Regions from separate parts of the Mus musculus genome. Here region 2 is linked to region 1. A link is a loop called in an ENCODE intact Hi-C map of the cell type or tissue named here. Cell type or tissue: left cerebral cortex. All regions are shown on one strand. Each heading gives the region's core, and the rest is flanking DNA. Links, peaks and the distances in the headings are about the cores only.

The links. A loop is a pair of places that touch in the nucleus more often than their neighbours do. Peaks named below come from ENCODE experiments on the same cell type or tissue, not always from the same donor. Only the 100,000 strongest peaks of a DNase experiment are listed, where the experiment ranks them.
Region 2: it touches region 1 in a loop (8-fold over the local background); 13 of 42 quality-filtered maps call a loop at or near these places.

Annotation. Positions count from the first base shown.
Region 1 is chr6:70,290,624-70,298,960 of GRCm38, forward strand. It overlaps Igk and the pseudogene Igkv8-22. Among named protein-coding and RNA genes, the nearest start is that of Gm46962, 74 kb to the left of the region's middle. In left cerebral cortex, for the core only: no CTCF peak of the experiment used is centred there; a DNase peak (open chromatin) is centred at 4,170.
Region 2 is chr6:70,423,192-70,431,528 of GRCm38, forward strand. It overlaps Igk and the pseudogene Gm6157. Among named protein-coding and RNA genes, the nearest start is that of Gm46962, 210 kb to the left of the region's middle. In left cerebral cortex, for the core only: no CTCF peak of the experiment used is centred there; no DNase peak of the experiment used is centred there.

The sequences.
Region 1 (8,337 bases), core at 70-8,069:
CAACATAGACAGAAAATCCCTACTCAACAACAGGCCATAGTGGCCAAATAAACAACTGCCTGTGGGCATACTCCACTCTCTCTGTTACCCCAGACCCAATTCTCAGGATTGTCTCTAGCACTACAACAGACTACACCCCCCCTCCCCCAACCTCCTACTCCTATTTCCAACATCAGCAAACATTCCTCTGAACACACCAACAAAGTGTTCAGTGAAACAGGCAATAAGCTCTCTGAAAATCCAGAGAGGAAACAGAAACCAAGGAGAATTAAAAAAAGAAAAATACTGAGCAAAGACAAACCAAGAAATCAGTAACTAGATCTATAGTCCCCAAACCCAGATGCCTAGATACTAGCTTTAGAACATAATCAATAATATACAGGGCAATATGTCTTCTCCAGAACCCAGATGTCTGACCACAACAGGCCATAAATATTCCAATATATCTGTAGCACACAAAAAGAAAAGCTTAAAACCAACAATATGAAGATGATAATGGAAATTAATAAGGCAGGGGTCTTCCACAGTCGCCATGTCTTTTTGGCTAATGGCCACATGTAGTTGTTAGAAGACTTTTTTTGCACTGCATTTTTATCCTCTTTGTGTTAAAATGACAGAGCTAGAAGCTGTATTGTTTTAGGGGGAGGGTTATTGCCTATTCTCAGTAATTTCTCTCAGGTTACTTTGGGTTCTATGCCCAGCATAAGGTACACCACATGTAAATGGATGTTAATAATGTGTATTGGCTATTAACATTTTCTGGTCAGCCTTCCCCCAATAACCAAGTCAGAGTCCATGGATTATTTAATCAGCTCTTGCACAATTACTAAAAATTACCATGGTGGTGGTTTGAATATGCTTGGCCTAGGGAGTGGGCCACTATTTGGAAGTGTGGTCTTGTTGGAGTAGGTGTGGCCTTGTTAGAGGAAGCTTGTGACACTGGGCATGGGATATAAGACTCTCATCAGAGTTGCCTGAGGATACTAGTCTTCTTCTCTTTACCTTCAGAACAAGATGTTGGACTCTCAGCTGTTCCAACATTATGCCTGACTGGGCATTGCCATGTTCCCACCTTGATGATAATGGAGTGAACCTCTGGACTTGTAAGCGAGCCCAATTAAGGTTGTCTTTATAAGAATTTTCTTGGTCATGGTGTCTGTTCACAGCAGTAAAACTCAAACTAAGAGAATCCCTAATCTAATTTTTATTCACTAGACTATTAATTCCCAGCTATGCTCCCCAAACACTTGCTGTTTGAATCTTACCCAGGTTGCCTTTGCTCCAGCAGTCTATCCTGATAGACTCAGGCACATGCTGCTGGTCCATCACATCTAATGGAAACCTCCTGTTCTCTCCATCTTCTTCCTCCTTCACTCTCTTTCACTCTTCTTCACTCTCCTTCCTACTTATAGTACCTATCTGTGACGCCCCCCCTCCCCAGCCTGGTAACTGTAGTTCCACCTCTTCTATTCTCCCCAGTAATTGGCTGTAGTCTTTTTATTTTAACCAATAACTTTACATTGGGAAACAAAGTTTACATAGTATCACTTGCTATATACAAAGATCTGCTTGTTGGGAACAACCAGGTCTTGGTGGGGGCAGTATTTAGCATTTGAATAGCATATGAAATCACAGCATCACAAGACTGACCACCAACAGACACTATTTAAACAGGTCTGACTTGGGGTTTGTTTGTTTCTTTGTTTGTTTTAATGACTGTTGTATGTTTGGCTTTGAATATATTTAGTAAAGTGTTTAGTGTAATAGTTACTTTGCTGGTTCTATGATAAAATACCACAATCAAAAGCAACTCTTTTTGGCTTACAATTCCATGGGGGCTAGAAGGTCACAATGGCAGGAACAGCAAAATGATAGGAAACCTGAGCAGGAAGGTGAGAGATCACATCTCAACCTCTACACACTGGAAGCAAAGCATGATGTGGAGGTGAGCTGAGAGTATGAACACTCAAAAAACAGCAATAGTAACCTACTTCCTCCATAACCTCCCCAAGTGTTCAAATTCATGAGTCCATGGGGGGATTTCCCAATGATTCAAACCACCACATCTTTTAAATTACAATTGATTCTCCATACTATTAACCTCCAAGAACTGTTGGTATTAAAAGTTGTGCATAGGATGTTAATCAAACTAACTATTAAACTACTCCAAGTACTGTGACTTGGGAGACAACAATTTGGGTTCTTCATTTCTAGCTTCCAGGGACAAGGTGATGTAGAGAACTGGATATTCCCCACTCTGAATAGGTCACAAGGAATGACTCTTCAATCTGAGGCTGTCAGGCTGACCCAGCATTAGCTTTAGGACTAGAGGATAGGAAGATCCTGCTTTACTCACAGTAAAGCAACTTCATCCATTTGTTTACATTCCCAGCATTCATCTGCAGTTCATGCTCAACCCTATCCACCTTTTTAGGCAATTTACAGATTTGACTTAAAGGCTATTTAGTGGGTGTAACTTCCCCCCTAAGCTCTGTTTCAGGCCATCTCCTTTTACTTAAAAAAAAAAAAAAAACAAAAAACAAAAACAAAAAACCAAGTGGTTTTGTAACAGAATAATAACGTAAGATGTATTATTGCTTGGTTAATTTTGAGTGACTAAAGTGTCCTGAAGCAATGTCACATAGAGCATCCACAGAGACTTCAGAAAGACTAGGATGGAATGAGTCAAAAAATGGGACTTAAAATTCCTTTGGATGTGCTTGAGTTATTCTGGCAAACTTTCTCCTGATCTTAACCCTCAGAGGCTCCCCTCATTTTCAGAAAAAATGTCTATCTCATGTTTTCACCATTTTTTTTGAAAACTGTGTTGATTTATGACTTTTGTTGTTCAAGTACTATAAAAACTTCATAAAACTGATGCCAGGTTGAATATGATGAAACTAAATATGATGTTTGAGGAAACTTGAATCTCTTTTCCAGGGACAGAGCACCATTCATATGTGACTCTAGGATAAACTATCTCTTATATCCCCTTTGAGATGAGAGTTGTGGTTTTGCATCAATGAGGACTTCATACCTGATTCTGATTTGTAAAACTAAAGCTGATGTTTCACTTGGCTGGGTCTTGCTCTGCAAGGTGGGAGTTGAGTGCCAAGAGACAATGACCTTGGAAGAGGCAGCAACACCTAGTACAGACACAAACAAACACTTTCTCATACTAGGAGGAGAATTTAGAAGTTGAATCCATAAAAGAGAGAGATGTCTATCTAATCATCCTCCTCCTCACACAAACCATGGTACCCACAAATGCAGAAAGACAGAGTTGAGAGTACGCTTCCCTCAGCAAGCTAACATTACTAAGTAAAGAGACCAGAGTGTCAGGAAACATCTATGTAACATTATTTGAGAGTTCTTTGAAATGCTATGGGATTTGCTAATTCACCTAATAAAAAAGAAATAACTGCTCAAGTGAAAATGCATCCCCCTGGGGGGGGAAATGCTGAAAATTTTGTCTGATTCCATTTTTCCATTTCACTATTTCTTCTTCTTCTTTTTTTTTTTTTTTTTTTTTTTTTTTTTTTTTTTTTTTTTTTTTTTGGTTTTATGAGACAGGTTTTCTCTTTATAGCCCTGGCTGTCCTGGAACTCACTTTGTCGACCAGGCTGGCATAGAACTCAGAAATCTGCCTGCCTCTGCCTCCTGAGTGCTGGGATTAAAGGTGTGCGCCACCATGGCTGGCGATTTACTGATCAAGGGTTTAACTCATCCAGGGATAAACTGAGAAAGATTAGCCAGCTTCCTGGGTGTTATATCAATTCTTCCTGGGTCACAGCTTAGCAACATCCCCAGGTAAAGGAAGAACAAAGCATGCCAGAATAGCAGGGTCAGTGCCACACAGTCACAGAAGCATCTGAGCCTTGTCTGAGACTTCGCACAAAGCAGCCTTGGGCATTATACTCCAGTCACTGTTTCAGCTGAGAGGCAACTGATAGCCAAACACTGCAGAAGTACTAATTCATGAAGCACTCTCACTTGGCACTTAACTGCTCTTTACCATGGAGGTGGCCATGGCTGTCACAGGATAAGCATAGCATCTGAGACACTAGCAGAGGAAATCCTCAAGGATAAAGGCAGGCAGTAGTTGGGAGAGTGTGTTAGTGTCAGCAGCATGTGTTACCACAACCCTCCTTACTGCTTACTTAGCCTTCATCCTCATCTGGGTTTGCTTTAATTTCTCTCACTGCCCACTTCATGTGATCACGGATTATAAATAAAGCTTCTTGTTGAGTCAGAACATCCTCAGAATCTTCAGAGGAAGCAAGATGGTGACACCCTCACTCTACCTCATCCTTCTCCTCCTATGTTTGACACGTAAGATAATAGAAGAGGAGAACTTTTTCCTTGAAGATGCTTTGGAGAGTGCTAAAGAGTAAAACCCATCTGCAGCACAGATCTGGCATGCCTGGCCTCCTAATACTGGGAACCTCTGTTCCACATCTCACAGCCTCTCTGATCCCCCCGTGTCTCTGGTTACAGCTTCCAATGGGCAGATCACGCTCATCCAGCAAACAGAGTCCCTTTGGTTTTTTCCAGGAGAAAGAGTCTCCATTACCTGCAGGGCCAGTCAGAGCCTGCACTACACAGATGGAAATCACTACCTATCCTGGTACCAGGAAAGACCAGGCAGACCTTCAAAGCCCTTATTTACCATGCTTCAGTCAGGACTGATGGAGTCCCCACCAGTTTCTTTAACAGTGAATCTGCAACAGAATTCACCCTCACTATTGAAGACCTTCAACCTGAGGACTTTGCACTTTATCACTATCTTCAAACAATGAAGGGCCCTTCCACAGTGATTGAATTTTGGACAATAACTCCCCATGGGCCTGCTTTCCCAAACTGCCCTGGACTCTGGGACTCCTCTGAAATAAACAGCTGGGGAGTCTGTGCAGACAGCAAAAAACAACTTATTGGCACCAACACACTGCTATATGGAATCATCTCATCTGCCTAGTCCCCTCTGTGATCTTCAATGTTTGCAAGGAAAAGACTTAAAAGGCATTGGATCAAATCTGAAAAAGCAGAAAATAAAGCAGGATGGATTGGTTCATATTTATTCTCTTTCTCTCTACCCCCTTTCTCTCCCTCCCCCACCTATCTTCCTCTAGTCTCCTTTGGACACTGAGGCATCTCCTTCTCCAGCTCACAATCACTTTCCAAATTCTCTCAGCATGTCTCATGGGGACAGACCTTTCCCTGTGGGTTTTCTTCCTCATGATGTTGCATCCTAATAACATGGTTTAAAGCCATAACTCAGGAATTAGAAAACCATTGCTTAGCTGCTGTGTTCCCCACAGTAATAGAAACTGTCTTTCATGTTAGTTTGTCTATTGAGAGAAGGACTTTGATGTAGACAGGAGGAAAAAAATTATACTTTACCACAGGAAAATCAGGAATTATAACTGGTAGATAAGAAGCTCAACAAAGTCAATAGAAAACTCTCTAAGGTTCTCATTGCTGGTTGTTACTACATTGGAGATGAGTTCAGTGAGTGTGACCATGCCTGTTGACTTTACACTGGACTTGTATATTCTTTTTAGGAGCACAGTTACTTTATGCTCTGTAATGTTTAGCATTTTCTTTGTCACCTTAACATAGCTGGGGAGAAAGAACCTTAAATGAGGTATAGCTTTTATAAGATTATATGTACACAAGTCTGTAGGGGTATTTTTAAATTAATGATTGTTGTGGGAGGGTCCAGGACACTATGGGTGGCGTCTTACATCATGGTAGTCCTGAGGGATAGAAGTAAGCAAGCTGAGCAAGCAATGGAGAGCAAGCCAATATCTTATCTTCATAGCTCCTGCCTCTGCTATTGCTGAAGTTCCTTCCCTGACTTCCCTGAATAATGGATTTCAATCAAGACTTGTGAGCTAAATAAATCTTCTCCTCCTCAATTTACTTTGGTCATGATTTTCCATCACAGTGAAGGAAAGCAAAATATGGACTGTCCAAACTAGAAAGCTAGAGGGATCCCTTCTTGTTTTGTTTCTTCCTTGTTATCTCATAGATACATTTACTTTTTACTAGTTCTTCTGAACTGTATAAGCCAATGCTCCCTTCAATCTCTTCATCCTTGCCCCACATCAAGCCCTTATCATCTCTCACATAGAACATAAAATTGTGTGAACATTTCCAAAAACTGCCCATCTTCTGAAGGTCAAATCACAACCTCCTGTATAGAGATGGAGACACACAGTAGGAGAAATCCTGCACATATCATATATGGACTGAATACAGGGAAAAAAGCATGATCTCAGGGGTCACCACCCATTTACCTGTTTTCCTTCCTCATCTCTCTTGGTTCTTACCAGGGATCTGGAAAACTAATAGTTTCAAGATATTAAGAGGGAACCAACTCATTTTGAGAAGTTAAACAGTAGACGTGAGATTAGAACTGAATTTTTATCTGATAACTTAAATGGAGTAGGGGGCATCTATTGAAATAAAATACTATCTTATTAAGAAAGTCAATGAAGTTCACTGCTGCAGGAGTCCACAATGAAAGTCAGAATCTGATGGAAAAAATACAATTCCATGACCCAAGAATCCTAACACAGCATTTGAGACCAAAGACATGGAAATGCCCATGTTGATCAAGTTGGGGGGAGGGTATGGGGAAACTTTTGGGATAGCATTCGAAATGTAAATGAGGAAAATACCTAATAAATTTTTTTTAAAAAAGAAAGATAATACTGAGCTGCTTCTTAAATGTTTTCATCCAGAGGTTTTTCATGCCAAAAGACATTGAATCCATTATTTTTGCTGGGGTCTGCTAATGTTTTCATGAGTGTTTCAGGCATGCAGCTCCTCATGTAGAAGAAGGAAATGTGCAGGCCCAAGGCTGTATGTGGGGCAGGCCGCTGGTGAGGCTCTCAAGGAGGTCTGTGTAGGAGGTGAAGCACTGTGGTAGGAAAGCTAAAATGTTGACAGTAATAAACTGTCAGGTCTTCAGCCAGCACACTTCTGATGGTCAGAGTGAAATCTGTCCTAAATCCATTGCCTATAAAGCGATCAGGTACCACAGATCAGGTACTCTAGTGGATGCATAGTAGATCACCAGGTTAGGAGACTATCCTGGTTTTTGCTGGTACCAGGCCAAGTAGTTCTTTTGGTTGCCACTAGCTAAAAGGCTCTGGCTGGACTTGCAGCTCATAGTGACCTTCTTTCCTGCTGACATAGTCAGGGAGGATGGAGACTGAGACATTACAATGTCCCCACAGGTACCTGAAATAATGAATAGACAGTGAACATGCATACATTCACAAGCATAGATTATAGTAACAATTGAAATTTGTCAAAGGTCCTTGTAATGTCATATTGTCAGAGTATTATTGTGGAAGAAATATTACACACTTACACTCATTGCAAATTTCTTATGTAAAAAGATGTAACTCTGAAATGATAATACTTTTAAATTTCTCACCAGATACCCATAGCAGCAGCAACATGAGGACCCGGGCCTGTGAATCCATCTTGCTCCACCTGCCTGTCCATTGATGCTCAGTTCACATTGGTTTATAAATTCTGAGCAGATGGGTTAGCCTGGCAGTGTGTATGAGAATGGCTGCTGTCAATCCACAATCATAGAGAGTTTGTGTGATCACTGAAAGATACTAGCTTAAAGGTTGTCCACAGAAATACATTACATCCTCTAATAACAACATTGAGCTAAAATCCAAGACATATTTAAATCAATTAGTTTTTGCAGAAACTTTAGGTGAGCTATTTCAGATTGAATGCTAAGAAAACCAAAACAACAAAAGAAACACAGTAAGAAAACATGCAGTAAAAAAATAAGGATGGACATAGTAAAGGGGAAATGAAAAGCAAGAGAAAATTGGGGCTAAATTTGTTTAGTATCTCCCATCTGCAAAGCCACTCATACTGAGGGCAAAGAACAGTACCTTAAATAGGTGGGCTTCTGTTAGAAGGCTAAACATGGGGCAGAGATGAAAAGAGAAGCTCAGAACTCATTCTGTAGAATACTGGAGAGACACTAATTTAATCCTGGGAACAGTGAAAATTTAATCTCAAGGCAAAGTAAACCCTTCAGAATGTAGTAAGTGTGATTTTCACTTTGAGCAAGTAGAAAAGGACTTTAAATTGGGAGACTGGATGGGGAATGAAACAAACTAGATTTCTTCATGAAATCATGGCTGTAGAGCAACACTGCAAGAGTGTTTGATTCCAGAAATATGCTAGGGTAATTTAGATAGCAGTATGGAAACCCAGGGACAATGGTCTTGCTGACATACTAAAGTGGTAAATATATATATATATATATATATATATATATATTCATCCTCTTGGAGA
Region 2 (8,337 bases), core at 147-8,146, 130 kb after region 1:
GTAATGTTATTTTAGAGTTGTTTGAAAAACTATAGGATTTTTTAAATTCACCTAATAAAAAAGAAATAACTGCTCAAGAGAAAATGCATCCCACTGGGGGAAATGCTGACAACTTTGTCTGATTCCATTTCACTATTTCTCCTTATTTAATGAAAAAACTTTGCTGATCAAGGGCTAAACTCATCCCAGAGATAAACTGAGAAAGATTAGCCAGCTTCCTGGGTTGTTAGATTAATTCTTCCTGGGTCACAGCTTAGCAACATCCCAAGGTAAAAGATGAACAAAGCATCCCAGAATAGCAGGGTCAGTGCTGCACAGTCACCGAAGCATCTGAGCCTTGTCTGAAACTTCACACAAAGCAGCCTTGGACATTATACTCCAGTCACTTTTGCAGCTGAGAAGCAACTGATAGCCCCACACAGCAGAAGTATTAATTCATGAAGCAGTCTCACTTGGCACTTGACTGCTCTTTACCAGGAAGGTGTCCATGGGTGTCACATGATAAGCATAGCATCTAAGACACTATCAGAGGAAATCCTCAAGGATAAAGGCAGGCAGTAGTTGGGAGATTGTGGTAGTGTTGGCAGCACGTGTTACCACAGCCCTCCTTACTGCTTACTTAGCCTTCATCCTCCTCTGGGTTTGCTTTAATATCTCTCACTGCCCACTTCATGTGATCACGGATTATAAATAAAGCTCTTTGTTGATTCAGAACATCCTCAGAATCTTGAGAGGAAGCAAGATGGTGACACCCTCATTCTACCTCATCCTTCTCCTCCTATGTTTTACAGGTAAGATAATAGAAGAGGAGAACTTTTTCCTTGAAGATGCTTTGGAGAGTGCTAAGGAGTAAAAGCCATCCCCAGCACAGATCTGACATGCCTGGCCTCCTAATACTGGGAACCTCTGTTCCACATCTCACAGCCTCTCTGATCCCCCCATGTCTCTGGTTACAGCTTCCAATGGGCAGATCATGCTCACCCAGCAAGTAGTATCCCTTTGGGTTTCTCCAGGAGAGAGAGTCTCCATTACCTGCAGGGCCAGTCAGAGCCTGCACTACACAGATGGAAATCACTAACTATCCTGGTACCAGCAAAGACCAGGCAGACCTTCAAAGACCTTATTTACCATGCTTCAGTCAGGACTGATGGAGTCTCCACCAGTTTCTTTAACAGTGAATCTGCAACAGAATTCACCCTCACTATTGAAGACCTTCAACCTGAGGACTTTGCACTTTATCACTATCTTCAAACAATGAAGGGCCCTTCCACAGTGATTGAGTTTTGAACAATAACTCCCCATGGGCCTGCTTCCCCAACCTGCCCTGGACTCCGGGACTCCTCTGAAATAAACAGCTTGGAAGTCTGTGCAGACAGTAAAAAACAACATACTGGCACCAACACAGACTGCTACATGGAATCATCTCATCTGCCTAGTCCCCTCTGTGATCCTCAATGTTTGCAAGGAAAAGACTTAAAAGGCATTGGATCAAATTAAAAAAAAAAGCAGGATGGATTGGTCATTCTCTTTCTCTCTATCCCCTTTCTCTCCCTCCCTCACCCATCTTCCTCTAGTCTCCTTTGGACACTGAGGCATCTCCTTCTCCAGCTCACAATCACTTTCCAACTTCTCTCAGCCTGTCTCTTTGGGACAGACCTTTCCCTGTTGGTTTTCTTCCTCATGATGTTGCATTCTAATAACGTGGTTTAAAGTCATAACTCAGGAATTAGAAAACCATTGCTTAGCTGCTGTGTTCCCCAGAGTAATAGAAACAGCTTTCATGTTAGTTTGTCTATTGAAAGAAGAACTTTGATGTAGACAGGAGGAAAAAAAATTATACTTTACCACAGGAAATCAGGAAATATAACTAGTTGATAAGAAGCTCAACAAAGATGAATAGAAAATTCTCTAAGGTTCTCATTGCTGGTTGTTACTACATTGGAGATGAGTTCAGTGAGTGTGAGCCATGCCTGTTGACTTTACATTGGACTTGTATGTTATATTTAGGAGCACAGTTACTCTATGCACTATAATGTTTACCATTTTTTTGTCAACTTAACATAGCTGGGGAAAAAGAACCTTAACTGAGGTCTAGCTTCTATAAGATTATACGTACACAACTCTGTAGGGGTATTTTTAAATTAATGATTGTTGTGGGAGGGTCTAGGACACCATGGGTGGGGTCATTACATCATGGTAGTCCTGAGGGATAGAAGTCAGCATTCTGAGCAAGCCATGGAGAGCAAGCCGGTATCTTATCTTCATAGCTCCTGCCTCTGCTCTTGCTGAAGTTCCTGCCCTGACTTCCCTGAATAATGGATTTTGATCAAGACTTGTAACCTAAATAAATCTCCCCCCCCCCCAATTTGCTTTTGGTCATGATTTTCTATCACAGTGATGGAAAGCAAAATATGGCACTGTCCAAACTAGAAAGCTAGAGGGATCCCTTCTTGTTTTGTTTCCTCTTTGTTATATCATAGATACATTTACTTTTTACTAGTTCTTCTGAACTGTATAAGCCAATGCTCCCTTCAATCTCTTCATCTTTGCCCCACCTCCAGCCCTTATCATTTCTCACCTATGTGAGAGAACATTAAACTGTTATGAACATTTCCAAGATCTGCCCATCTTCTGCAGGTCAAATCACAACCTCCTGTATAGAGATGGAGACACACAGTAGGAGAAATCCTGCACGTATCATGTATGGACTGAATACAGGGGAAAAAGCATGATCTCAGGGGTCACCAACCCACTTACTTATTTTCCTTCCTCATCTCTCTTGGTTCTTACCAGGGATCTGGAAAACTAATAGTTTCAAGATATTAAGAGGGAACCAACTCATTTTGAGAAGTTAAATAGTAGACGTGAGATTAGAACTGAATTTTTATCTGATACCTTAAATGGAGTAGGGGGCATCAATTGAAATAAAATACTATCTTTTTAAGAAAGTCAATGAAGTTCATTGCTGCAGAAGTCCACAATGAAATTCAGAATCTGATGGAAAAATATAATACCGTGACGCAAGAATCCTAACACAGCCTTTGAGACCAAAGACATGGAAATGCTCATGTTGATCAATCTCTAGAAGGGGAATAACCACACTAACACAGATGAAGAAATTGCCAATTGCCAACACATGAATACTAACTTTCTTTTTTTTTTTCTGCCATTTAGAGCACAGGGGTTTATTTGTAAATCTCTGGTATCTCTGCCACAAGGCAAGCTATAAAAATGATACATATGGCCCGGGTAGACGTTTAGGAGCACAAGTGATGGCAAAGCTGCCTAGGCAATGACAGAGACCAGAGATGAGAAATGGCTCACTTCCTGGAATAGACATCCTGGAAGGACCACTGTGGTCGATAATGCCACAGAAGGCCATGTGTGGATCAGTGGTCATGATGCAGCCAGGAACCAAGTTGATGTCCAAGGCCTGTGTTGTCACCAAACACTACCCAGTTGTCTATGTGTCCCACACCCTAAGGCCATGTTGATATATGTTGCTTTCCTGTCACTAGGGGCCATACTTCTCTGCAGGACTCTTGCCTACCTGAGGTCATGGTGATGTCTGGATCTGAGCTGCTGCTGAGGGATATGCCTGAGTCTAATGTCCTGGGGCAGTCAGGGTCTGTGTTGGTGTCAATGGTCCCTGCTACCACCCAAAGCTGGGAAGATGTTCTTAGCCTGTACTGATGCCTGAAACCATGTTGATGTCCATTGGCCATGTTTCTGCTGTGAGGCATACCAATTTGAGTGGCCTGGGATGCCCACTGGGGCTATGGTGATGTCTGTGTTGTGCTGCCACAGGGAGCAATATCTGTATCTGTGGTCCTAGGGCAGCCAGGATCTGTGTTGATGACCATGACGCATGTTATCACCAAAGGCTGTGTAGATATCCATGGTCTGTGCTACAGCCTGAATCCAGGACAATGTCTGTGGGCTGTGTTGCTGCCAGGGGCCATATCAATCTGAGTGGCCTGCCTGCTACTTAGGGCCACACTGATGTCTTTGATCAGGCCTTTTGCTGAGGAATATGTGTGGGTCAATGGGCCAACTCCAGCCAGATGCCATGTTCATCATCTGTGGTATCACCAGAAACTATGTGGAAGCCCATGATCCACACTCCTGATGACTGTCAAGAGCAAGGCATCTTACTGCTGTCTGTAAAAAGAAGCTTCTCTGACTAAGGTTAAGAACAGCACTGATCTATGGGTATAAACAGAAATATTTAGAAGGCAGTTTGATAACATGACCATATAGTAAAAACATCTAAAGTAATTTTTTCCCTAGAGTCTATGACTTCCTTAGCCATAGGTTTTGGCCATGTCTGCAGAACCTAGAATGAAATCACTTCTTCAATCAGAAAATAGTTGTTGTCTCCAATAACAGTCATGCCACTATTGCACCAGTGGGCACTTCTTGCCACATGGACTTGACGTAGGCCTCTTTGCTCATGTGTAGCAGATGTGCAGCTTAGACTTCATGTGGATACCAAACAACAGGAACTTGGGCTATTACAAAAGCTGTTCCCTATATGTGGGATATGTTCTCCTAACTAGGCTGCCTTGTCTGGCCTCAGTGGGAGAAGAAGCACTTAGCCTCACAGAGACTTGAAGCGCCAGTGTGGGGTAAGAGACCTGCTCAGAGGAGAAGAGGAGGGAGGATGGGGGAAGGAATGTGGGAGGGGGATACTGGGAAGGGGCAGTGAGTGGAATATAAAGTGAATAAATAAAAATAAAGTTAAAATTTAAAAAGAAAACCAGTCATTTCTACTCTAAATCCTCAGGGTGCACATCAATTCATTAACATTTTTTTTATTAAGTCACTTCCGGAACCTTAGGACAAAGATGGGTACAAGAAATTAATTATTACCTTGAATATTGCCAGCTTTGGCAAGAGAGTTACATCAGCCAGTGCTATTAGGGCTGCCTTTGTTCTCAAAAATCTCAAAAAAAAAAAAAAAAATCCCTAGCTCAATTCTTAAGAGTGTGTCTTTCTGACCTTTATATTGTTCCCTAACATCTTATACATCAGAGGCATAACAAAAAAAAAAAAAAAAACCCAAAACCTTAACCTTAACCTAACTTTACTAACAATCTTCTTCTCCAAATTCTTTCTAGTGTTGATGGTCTTATTGCTAACAATCTACATCTCTATGTTCTTTCCTAGGGAGGTGAGTGAATCATTAATCTGTTCCAGCAGTGATGCTTGAAAACAATTAAGCAGTTTTATAGAAAGTGCCAAGGACAATGCCCAGTGACAGGCTGGAAGTCCCCTTAGAGTTTTCATACAACTCATTGATTAGGAAGGATGTGAAGACTGGATAGACAAGTCGCAAAGCTCCATAAGAGCATGAAGTGCTTAGGACATGTAGTCCTTGATGTAATCCTCAGAGCTCTGCCTTTCTGAGGCACACACACCACAGTTGTGCTAGCCAGTGGGTTTTTTTTTTTTTTTTTTTTTAGTGTATTCATTTATTTTCCCACATGTGATGTGATTCTATACCCTGCAAACCCGATCCTAAGAGAAGCTTGGCAAGGGATGAGGAAAAACTGTCTCGCCCTTGCATGCACCCGCTTCCATGGAGGTGAGACTTTAAAGCTCAAGGTCCTTTGCTTGTAGGCCAGGTCATCCACCTCAGCGCTGTAGAACACATGGAGTGAGTCATCTCTGCACTACAAAATAGCCTCCGGCTGCTGCTCTGCAGTGAGGGCAGAGTTCACGTCCCAGGTCACAGGGTCTCCTGGACAACGTAGGTAGGGCTGCACGGCTGGTAGACAAGGCCATCTTCAGCCATCCTCGCTTTGTCTGTGCCGTCCTGCAGCACTCCATTCCTCATCTTCTCTGGAAACAGGTTGGGGATCACAGGGATATCCTGGCTGTGGCTTCTCGAGCAAAGCCGCTTCTGGCAGGATAGGGGCAGGAGTGCTAGGAGCTTTGGCAGCACAGGGTAAATGGTGCCGGGGTTCAGGGACCGGCCCCGCATTCCCCCAGTGAGCAGACTGACAATCAGGCCCACTACAATGACTGTGGTGGAGTTGTGCGCGCTGTACCATAAATAGGACACGGAATAGAAGTGCTACAGTCCTGTGGGCTTGGACAGGGTAGAAGGCATCACGGTGGTCACAGTGGAGACAGTTAGATTGCCAGGCAGGAAGGAGCTGGATCCATTAAAGGGAGGGGATGCCACAGCAGAACTCATCCTGCTTACTATGCTCCCAATGCCGATCTAGAAGGCCATGGTGAGTCCCGTCAACAGGCCTACAATGGCACCAAGAGGGTTGGCACATGGAAAGAACATTCCAAGGCAGAAGAGTCCCAGCAGTGGCCCTCCAACCACGCCAAAGATACTGAGTGCTGCCTGGAGCACTGATCCCAGATGAGAGGAAATATAGGCCATTCCCAGGCAAACTAGCCCATAGGCAAAGGCAAGGCTTCGAGAAAGCATGATGGCCCGAGTTTCAGTCAACTGTGGGAACCAGGGCTGGATCAGGTCTTCCATTGTGACAGTTGCCAGTGAATTGAATGCAGAGGATATGGTGCTGAGAGATCCACTGAAGAGACAGGCAACGAAGAACCCAGGCAGCCCTGGCATGTCTTTCAGGAGGTCCATCACAAAATAGAGGACTAACTGGTCAGGGGCTGCTTGCTTCAGCTCGGTGCTCATGCTATACATGTTATAATAGGCAAACATGAACAGACCAATGAGGCAGCTCATGCAGAGGGCCACTTGCTGGCAAGGGAACACTGCATAGCAGGAGAGCACAGCAGCTCTCTCCGAGTGGGAACTGAGGTAGCGCTGCACCTGAGCCTGATTCGCTCCATACAAGGAGAGCATCATGAAGACACCTCCAAAGGCCAAAGGCCAGAAATTATGACACACAAAGGGGTCAGGATCCAGGTTAATCCCAGAGATGAGGCCATGCTGGGAAGTCACATTCCATACATGGCCCAAGCCACCCACTCTGGCTGCTCCTACAATGATCACTACCAGCTGCCCGAGGAACATGACTAGTGTTTGGAACACATCTGTCCAGATGACAGCCTTTAGCCCACCCAGTGCAGTGTAGATGTTGCAGACAATTCCTAGGGCCAGCACTGACAGCCATAAATCAAATCCAGTCACTGCATTGAGGGCCAAGGATGGTGCATAGAGAGCAACTCCCATGTAGATCACCATCTGAAAGATGAAGGTCACAGTCCCACAGATCCGAACTGCTTTATTGAAGCAGAGCTCTAGGTACTCATAGGCACTGGTCAGATGCAGACGGTAGAAGACAGGGATGAAGATGTGAGCAGGGATCAGGAGCCCCAGGAAGTAGGAGCACCCCAGGAACCAATACTGGGTTTCAAATCGGTAGATCTCAGCTGGTGCTCCCAGGATGGCCACGGCTGACTGAAAGGTGGCCAGCAAGGACAGTGCCACAGGAAGACAGCCCGTTTTGCGGTCTGCCATCAGCAGTTCACCAACGGTATGGTGTCCCCAGCCACGACAAGCATGATAGAGCCCAATGACAAGGGAGAGGACCAGCAAACAGGCCAAATACCACATTGTCCACAACAGAAAAGGTAGAAATAGCCCCGCTGGAGCTTGAAGTTGTATGGAAGGGAGCTGCAGTGCTCGCCACACTCATCCTCGGTGCCGATGCTTTGCAGTGACTTGGTACTCCTGGGCTCTGAGCTGTCACGAGCTGGTTCCTTGTTCAGTCTCACAGCGTTCCTCTTCTACCCAGTGACATGGTCCAGGGGCAGCTGGAGAAGCAATCCCTGTTCTGCGGCAGAGCTGCCTGGGCAGGACAGAGGCAGAGGCACCGACTGATTCTGTGAGTAGCTTTTGAGGAGTCACCAGAGCAATAGCTGTCCCCTTAGGTGTGATGGGTCTCTCCCAGCACCCTTCCAGTCAGACCTGCTGCTGTTCTGCTTGCCTTGCGTTTGTGGTTCGGCCAGGGCTACCAAAGTTCCTTCGTTCTTTCCGAAACCAGCATTGCTTCCCCCCCCCCCCTCCGCTCAGTTTCCCCCTTCTCTCCGCACGTACGTAGCCAGTGGGTTTTAAAGGTGTTTGTCATTCCTGTTGCATGGGCCTTGACAAAATGTGGCTCTCTTTGTCCCCAAAGTTGACCTCAAAGATGCTACTTCACATAAAGGCCATTTTATTTCATGAGTCTTTCAGATTTTGCTATCTGAGTCCAGAGTTTATGGGCTCCTGTTAGGTTAGCTCCATTCAGATAATTGCTCTGGGGAGGGATCTTTTTTATTATTTAAAACATTTTTAAATTTTAAATCTTCTTTAAGTTCTCTCTCAAAAAAAAAAAAACTCAAAAAACAAAAACAAAATAC